2 separate regions of the Homo sapiens genome follow, and region 2 is linked to region 1. Evidence: read pairs that join two places in POLR2A ChIA-PET (ENCODE). Cell type or tissue: OCI-LY7. All regions are shown on one strand.

What was found. ChIA-PET counts read pairs that join two places held together with the same protein. Peaks named below come from ENCODE experiments on the same cell type or tissue, not always from the same donor. Only the 100,000 strongest peaks of a DNase experiment are listed, where the experiment ranks them.
Region 2: POLR2A ChIA-PET joins it to region 1 with 10 read pairs; 3 of 35 experiments call an interaction of 5 or more read pairs at or near these places.

Annotation. Positions count from the first base shown.
Region 1 is chr18:21,680,647-21,684,646 of GRCh38, forward strand. ABHD3 (abhydrolase domain containing 3, phospholipase) reads right to left here. Exons shown (of 9, transcript NM_138340.5): 4 at 3,274-3,319. MIR320C1 (microRNA 320c-1) reads left to right here and starts at 2,872; the gene lies at 2,872-2,943. In OCI-LY7, no CTCF peak of the experiment used is centred here; a DNase peak (open chromatin) is centred at 2,325; H3K4me3 peaks cover 972 bases; H3K27ac peaks cover 779 bases.
Region 2 is chr18:21,531,175-21,535,174 of GRCh38, forward strand. ESCO1 (establishment of sister chromatid cohesion N-acetyltransferase 1) reads right to left here. Exons shown (of 12, transcript NM_052911.3): 11 at 1,299-1,486. Among named protein-coding and RNA genes, the nearest start is that of ESCO1, 68 kb to the right of the region's middle. In OCI-LY7, no CTCF peak of the experiment used is centred here; no DNase peak of the experiment used is centred here.

The DNA of each region.
Region 1 (4,000 bases):
GTTACTTAGAACTCAGTGAATTCTTCCTGGAGGTTTTTCAAAAATACAATTAAAGCTTATGGGCTGAAAATTACTGGGTTGCTGTACTATTTCAAAGCAAATTTCTAATTTAACTTTAAATACTAAGGAGAGTATGTTTTTAAAGTATCCTTCTCCTCTTTTTCTCTCCTCCTTCCTATTTGTTGTTTCTTTTTTTCTTTTTCAAATGTGTGTGTGTGTGTGTGTGTGTGTGTGTATATATATATACACACACACATATATATTTGAGACAGGGTTTCCATATGTTGCCCAGGCTGGTCTTCAACTTCTGGGCTCAAGTGATCCTCCCACCTGGGCCTCCCAAAGTGTTGGGATTGCAGGTGTGAACCACCACTCCCAGCCTGTTGTTTCTTAAGCTTCTAACCACCAATCTCCCCTTTCACTCTACACGTGCCCTAACTAATCTCAGCTACTCCTGAGCTTCAACTTCTACCTGCACACTGATAATCTCAGTCTGTCTCTCTCTTGCTTGCCTATTTCTCCTGAAGGCCAGTCCAGTACATCCAAAAACTTACTGAAAATTTCCACCGGGATTATCTAAAAGCACCCTAAACATCTAAAATGGAATCTGTTATCTTTGTTACATCATAATCTCACAAATTCTTCTAAATTTCCTATTTCAGCAAATAGCAGCATCTTCCATCAGCCAGCCAAGCTAGAAACATTACCCTAGACTCCCTTGTCTTTACTTCCCACAATACGACTAATACTATTTTCTTCCCCTTGAATACTACTCATTTTTGTTCTCTCGTCTTTATTCCCCCTCCGTCTGCTTTCAAACTCCAAACTCCATGTAGGTCTGTAGTAACTGCTTTCTAACTGGCCTCCCAGCCTCCAGCCTCCAGCCTCCTTCCCCTCCATCTCTTTCTTTCCTACACACCACTGCCATGGTTCTCTTTCTAAAACATGACCATGATCAAATTATGCCCTTGCTTCAAAATATCAATGATTCAATACCAGGTTCTTAGGAGTCTACATGTGATTCTGGCCCTACCCTTCTAGCAAATTCCTGTCACTTCCAGAAAAGTAAGAAAGCATAAAACATAATGGTCAAAAACATAAGCACATAGATCACCTGGGTCTGAATCCTGGCTCTGTCATTTGTTGGGAGGGGTAAGTTCCTAACCTACCAGTGTCTTGTTTTCTTCATCTGTAAAATGCAGGACAGGGGCCAGGTGCAGTGGCTCACACCTGGAATCTCAGCACTTTGGGAGCATCGCTTGAGCCCAGGAGTTTAAGAGCAGCCTGGGCAACAGAGTGAGACCCCATCTCTACAAAACAAACAAATAAATAAATAAAAAATCAGCCAGGCATGGTGGCACACACCTCTGGTTCCACCTACTTGGGAAGCTGAGGTGGAAGGATCACTTGAGCCCAGGCGGTCGAGGCTACAGTGAGCCATGATTGTGCCACTGCACTCCAGCCTGGGCAACAGGGCAAGACCCTGTCTCCAAAAGGAAATGAGGGATAATGGGGGCTATACTTACCTAAATTGTTGGGCTGTTTCTATTTCTGAAGATTAAATAGGAAAAGACATAACTGATACATTCTACGGATTACATAAATATTAGATAAAATTATCATCATCATCCAGCCATAGTAAGTAGCTGCTACTGTACGCACTTTATAATACCTTGGTCTTTGCGCTGAGAGAGCCTCTCTCCCCGCTTTGGAGGTTCAATACCACAGCCTTCAAGATCCAACTCAGAACGCTACCTCCTCTCTAAGCTCTCCCACCTCCCCCAGGCGCTTTGTTACTCTTTCCCTTTGTGCTCTGTAGCCTTAACAAAGGCTACTGTTAAACACTTAGCACTGTGTATATTTTAATGGACTTGACTGTCTCTCCCACAACTAAAGTTTGAGCTCCTAAAGATTAGGGCTGTGTCTCATTAATATGTATATCTTCACCCTATTGGCTTGCACAGTGCCCGATTTAACAGGCACATACCACGGCTCTGCTGAATGAACAGATCTTTGTCCCTCACTTCATAAAGAACTAACGAGCTTGGCTTTGCAGCACATTATTTCCTTGAGAGCCTCAGACCATGTCTTCCCCCCCGGCTTTGTGTCCTGGAAGAATGCACAGCAGACAGGAGCTGCTCAAAATGATTTGCCTGGGCCAGGGCCACAGTGACACATTCAAATCTTTCCCTTTAGAGTACTATCTGTCTACGAGATTCCTAAAGGGCTGGATTGAATGAGAAAACGTGAACCTTCACGTCAAGCTATTTATTACAAGGCACTTGAGTAAGACCATAACACTCTGCAACTTTTGCTTTCGAAATCGTGTTGATCTTCATTTCCTCCAGTGCCTAAGTCACTGTAAAGCCAAGTACAAGAGGTTTTTACTTCCCAAGTTCTTATAAAGTGTTGACATTTGTGACCTGATTGTAAATTTTTATTTCCAGCATGACTTATTTATAGTCTTAATGTCATTCTCTATCAATGACCCAAAAAAAGTTTCTTTCAATTCTAGTAGAATTGCCTTTGACCTGTTGAGATTGTAAAAAGTTAAAAAGCTGAAGAAAATTTTAGCAAGTGGAATATTTCTCATTCCAACTCACGGATTTAAAGATCAGATAGAGTGATTTTCTAAGAGGTGAAAGATCTATCCTAGCAAAAACTCAGAATTAGAGGGGGAAAAAAAGACCTGATATAAATTTTAAAAGGTTTCAATAACATTCCCACCATGTAAACTTCAGCTGGCAAACAGGCATGTGACATACAAAATTGTTTCATGACAAATGTAAATTTCATAAGTGGAAAAAAAATCACTGTATTAGTTAATTTGTTTTGCACTGGTTAATTTTTAAGGAAAATGTGTTTTGCATTAAAAATGAGGCCTTCTCTTCCCAGTTCTTCCCAGAGTCAGGAAAAGCTGGGTTGAGAGGGTAGAAAAAAAATGATGTAGGTGAATAACTATCGATGTTAAAATGTAGTAAGTACAAAAGTTTAGTTACAAAATAGAATCTTAATTTTTATAAAAATAGAAATATATTATATATATTTTATTTATATATGAAATCTGAATGAACACAGACTAAGGGAATTTCCTTGGTTATACAATTATCGGTCTTGTAAATTTCCTTTTTTTCCATATCTGTATTTTTGTATAATAAATTTGTATTGCTTACATAAACAGAGTTATTTTAAATAAAAAGAATATGCTTTTTGTTATAAAACTAGAAATGATTCTTTAAAAAGTTAAGACTGTTGTCATTTAAATTTACTTACCAAGAGATTCTCCCCCGCCACTCCTCTGTTGTTAAAAACCACACATCTAAAAACCAGGAAAGCAATTTTTGTTATTTTTACACATGATTCTTGCTCATGATATAATATTAAAGTCATCTTACTGACACTGATTTAGAGCACTAAAAGATTTTAAAAATCTGTCTTGTAGTTGTAATGTTTGGCAATTTCATCTAAATGCAATGCACTAAAATAAAATTCCAGTTCTCTAAATTCCACATGTGGGTTCAAATTAGAAAACTGTATACTGAAGTGATGTTAATTTTTCCTACCAAGAGTAGACTATTTCCAACTTCTTCCTACGCACATACGTGGGCCTCCAACAAGTGTTTTTAAAACAATTCTAAATACAAGTCAAATTTAAATGTTTTTGCTTTTTTTTTTTTTTTTTTTTTTTGAGATGGAGTCTCGCTCTTGTCACCCAGGCTGGAGTGCAATGGTGCGATCTCGGCTCACTGCAACCTCCGCCTCCCAGGGTTCAAGCGATTCTCCTGCCTCAGCCTCCTTAGTAGCTGGGATTACAAGCACCCACCACCATGCGCGGCTAATTTTTTTTTGTATTTTTAGTAGACACAGAGTTTCACCATGTTGACCAGGCTGGTCTTGAACTCCTGACCTCAGGTGATACGCCCACCTCGGCCTCCCAAAGTGCTGGGATTACAGGCGTGAGCCACTGCGTCTGGCCTTGTTTTTGCTTTAAACAAAGAAA
Region 2 (4,000 bases), 150 kb before region 1:
CTCACACCTGTAATCCCAGCATTTTGGGAGGCCAAGGTGAGAGGATTGCTTAAGCCCAAGAGTTCAAGGCCAGCCCAGGCGACATAGCAAGACTCCGACTGTACCAAAACAAATGAAATTTTTGCCAGGCACATGGCTATGGTCTCAGCTACTCAGGAGGCTGAGGCAGGAGGATTTCCTGAGCCCAGGATGTTGAGGATGAAGTGAGCTGTGTTTGCACCACTGCACTCCAGCCTGGGTGACAAAGTGAGATGCTGTCTCCAAAAAAGAAAAAAAATACTTGGGAATAAATGTAACAAAAGAAGCATTAAGACTTGTACACTGAAAACTATTAAACACTGCAGTAAGACATTAAAGACCTAGGGCCAGACGCGATGGCTCACACCTGTAATCCCAGCACTTTGGGAGGCCAGGGTGGTGAACTGCTTGAGCCCAGGAGTTCGAGACCAGCCTGGGGAACATGGCAAAACCCCATCTCTACAAAAAATAGAAAAATTGGCCAGATGCAGTGGCTCACGCCTGTAATCCCAGCACTTTGGGAGGCAGAGGCGAGTGGATCACTTGAGACCAGGAGTTCGAGAGGTGGTGGGTGCCTGTAATCCCAACTACTTGGGAGGCTGAGGTGGGAGAATCGTTTGAACCTGGGAGGCAGAGGTTGCAGTGAGCAGAGATCACGCCACTGCACTCCAGCCCGGAACAACAGAATGAGACTCCATCTCAAAAAAAAAAAAAAAAAAAAAAATTGGCTGACCTAAAAACCTCTTTTGAATAATTAATTTTAACCTCCTTCATTAATCTTTATCAGAGGTACTTTATAGGACAAAAAACAAAACAATTTTTCTGAGTGTCCCTTTGATATCTCTGACAGTCAAGTGATAAAAGAAAAACTAATAAGAGATTTTGATAGTTTACAAATAATATTCTTGAATTAAGATAAATTTCTCTAAAAGCTGAACTCCCAAGGAACTTTCCACATTTCTTTGGTTATATTTAAAATTCTTCAAAATGAAGCACAACTTGAAATAGGCAGGTTATTTTGGCCTAACATCATAGTTACAAATAAGTAAGTCGAAACAGCTTAATATTAATAGTGTTTAGCCTATAGTGCTTTCTTCCTCCTCACATTACATTCTCATAAAAAGTACTTACAGATCCAATACACTGATAACCTCATGCAAAATTTGTAATTAATACAAATAAAGATTATACGCATGTTAATTAAATGCCAATCTTTACACTAAAGCTCTGCCTAAGTCCTAAACTACTAAAAATGATTTGAAGGATTACATTCAAGTTACCTTAGGCATTCAATCATGCGAGAAGCAATTTTCTTCCGACGCATCATGCTGAATACCCATATTCGACTGATCCCGCAGATTGCAGGCTCTGGTAATGTTGAGCAGCACCAGGCTTTTTGCCTTTCAAATCTGACTTTTTCTTCTTCTGACCTGATAACTGGAAGTTTCTCTTCTATAACTCTGTAGCCCTACAGGTGTCAAAAATGGGGAAAAAATTTAAGTGAGATTATTAATTAGCAACTAATACTGATCTGGTTGAGGCGGTTATGACATTTGACTGGCTTAACAAACTATGGGGCCACTTATGCTTTCACTCTCATTTTTAGGAAACAGACAATCTGGATCTGCATTCTGTTCCAGTTCACTTACTAGTTGTATGACCATGAAAGTAAGTTACAATTTCTCTAACCTTTGGGTTCCTCACTGGCGATATCCATCATCTCTCATTTTGAGAGATTAAACCAAGTAATATATGCAAAGTACCTTGCCATCATGAGGAGCCCCCCCAATAGGAACTGAACATTAGTTCTCTCTACCTCCCGCACTCCAAGAACCAGCAAAAGTACATGTTAAGAACACAGCAGTAACTGTTTCTGTGATTGCTGTCACAGTTCTAGATTTCACAGTTGTACAAGAACTGAGACTAGGGATAGCAGAGAAATCAATAATTTAAAAAGCCATTTCATCACACTGCAATCTCTTTAAAAAAAAAATACCTTAAAAAACATATATCTCTTTTATGGTGGCTGGCTTTATGGGAAAAAAATAAAAAATAAAAAATATCTCTGCCAGTCTAGCTGCCAAAAAATAACACAATTGGTTGTTTTTTTTGTTTTTTCTTTGAGACAGAGCTTCTTCTGTCGCCCAGGCTGGAGTACAGTGGTGCGATCTCGGCTCACTGCAACCTCTGCCTCCTGGGTTCAAGAGATTCTCATGCCTCAGCCTCCCAAGTAGCTGAGATTACAGGCACGCACCGCCATGCCCGACTAAGTTTTGTATTTTTAGTAGAGATGGGGTTTCAACATGTTGGCCAGGCTGGTCTTGAACTCCTGGATTACAGGCATGAGCCACCGTGCCCAGCCATGACTAGCCTTCTGATGGGACAAGATATAAAACTTAAAAGTAAACAGACAACACAGTTAAGAGTCAGCAAAAACAACCCTAACAAACATTACATAGTTATCCTTCTAGTCTAAACACCGCTATAAGTCATTTATGGATCTAGGTGGAATAGAACCTTAAAAACACAATAGTTCGCACTATGTAAAATTAATTCAATTTCAGTATGGCAAACTTCTATGAATTAGTCAATTTATATCAAATTAATTTCCCCAAACTACCCTATCAGTTACTTATTTAAATCAATTTTGTTATTATAGCAAGGTTCATAAGCACTATATAATAATTTCAGGCTGAATATTTATTTACTCATTTATTATTTTTTCTTAAGAGACAAGAGTCTGGCTATGCTGCCCATGCTGGAGTGCAGTGGCTATTCACAGACACAAACATAGCACCCTACAACCTCAAACTCCTGGGTTCAAGCAGTCCTCCGATCTAAGCCTCCCAAGTAGCTGGGACTACAGGTGCCACCACACCCAGCTGAATTTTTTAAACACGTAGCTTAACATATATAGAGAAACTCCTGCAAACTTGCTTTGACTTTTCACTTTTTTAGAAAATTTTATGATCAAGCATACATCTGTGCAAGCAGCTATTAACCCACTTATGCCTAGTGTTCCATTACTGGAACACTAAGCATGTGGGAGTTATTTATATCCTACTGCTCAAGGTCATCGCCAAGGTCTTATTTTTCACTCATGCAAAAAAATCAAAAAATTGTTGCAACCTTTGGCATAAATGAGTTAATATGCTAAAAGACACCATCTGAACAGTAGTCACACACAATGTACACTGAGTTCATGAGCAAGCACTTAGCTGGAAAAAGATAGAATTCAGGTCTGCCTCAAAGTGAGCATTATTAGGGAGTCCAGAAGCTTCTGTTCTCTTAGAATGGTCTCGGCAGTTTCTAGTAACACTCATAATGTAAACATACATGATTCCATTGTTTGTTTTTTGTACAAGTTGGCTCCTAAACACAAGATAACTACTCATTCAGAGTTCAACAAAGGAAGTGGTGATCTATTCCAGGTGTGGGCCTTTTTTTTTTTTTTGAGATGGAGTCTTGCTCTGTTGTCCAGGCTGGGTTCAGTGGCATGATATTAGCTCACTGCAACCTCTGCCTCCCAGGTTCAAGCAATTCTCCTGCCTCAGCCTCACGAGTAACTGGGATTACAGGCACACACCACATCTGGCTAATTTTTGTATTTTTAGTAGAGACCACGGTTTCACCATGTTGGCCAGGCTGGTCTCAAACTCCTGACCTTCTGATCTGCCCGCCTCAGCCTCTCAAATTGCTGGGATTACAGGTCTGAGCCACTATGCCTGGTGGTGTGGGCCTTTTATAAAGGTACAGATAGCAAATATTTTAGGCACTGCAGTCCACCTGGTCTCTGTTGCAACTATTCAACTCTGCCTTTGTAGTACAAAAGTAGCCATAAATATGTAAGCCAAATGGGTGTTGGTGGGCGACAATAAAATTTTATTTACAAAAACAAGCTGGATTTTGCCCACTCTAGTTCGCCTAGCCTTGACTTACTCCAGTGCTAGAGGGACTAATTGAGAAAGACATTACATTGGTA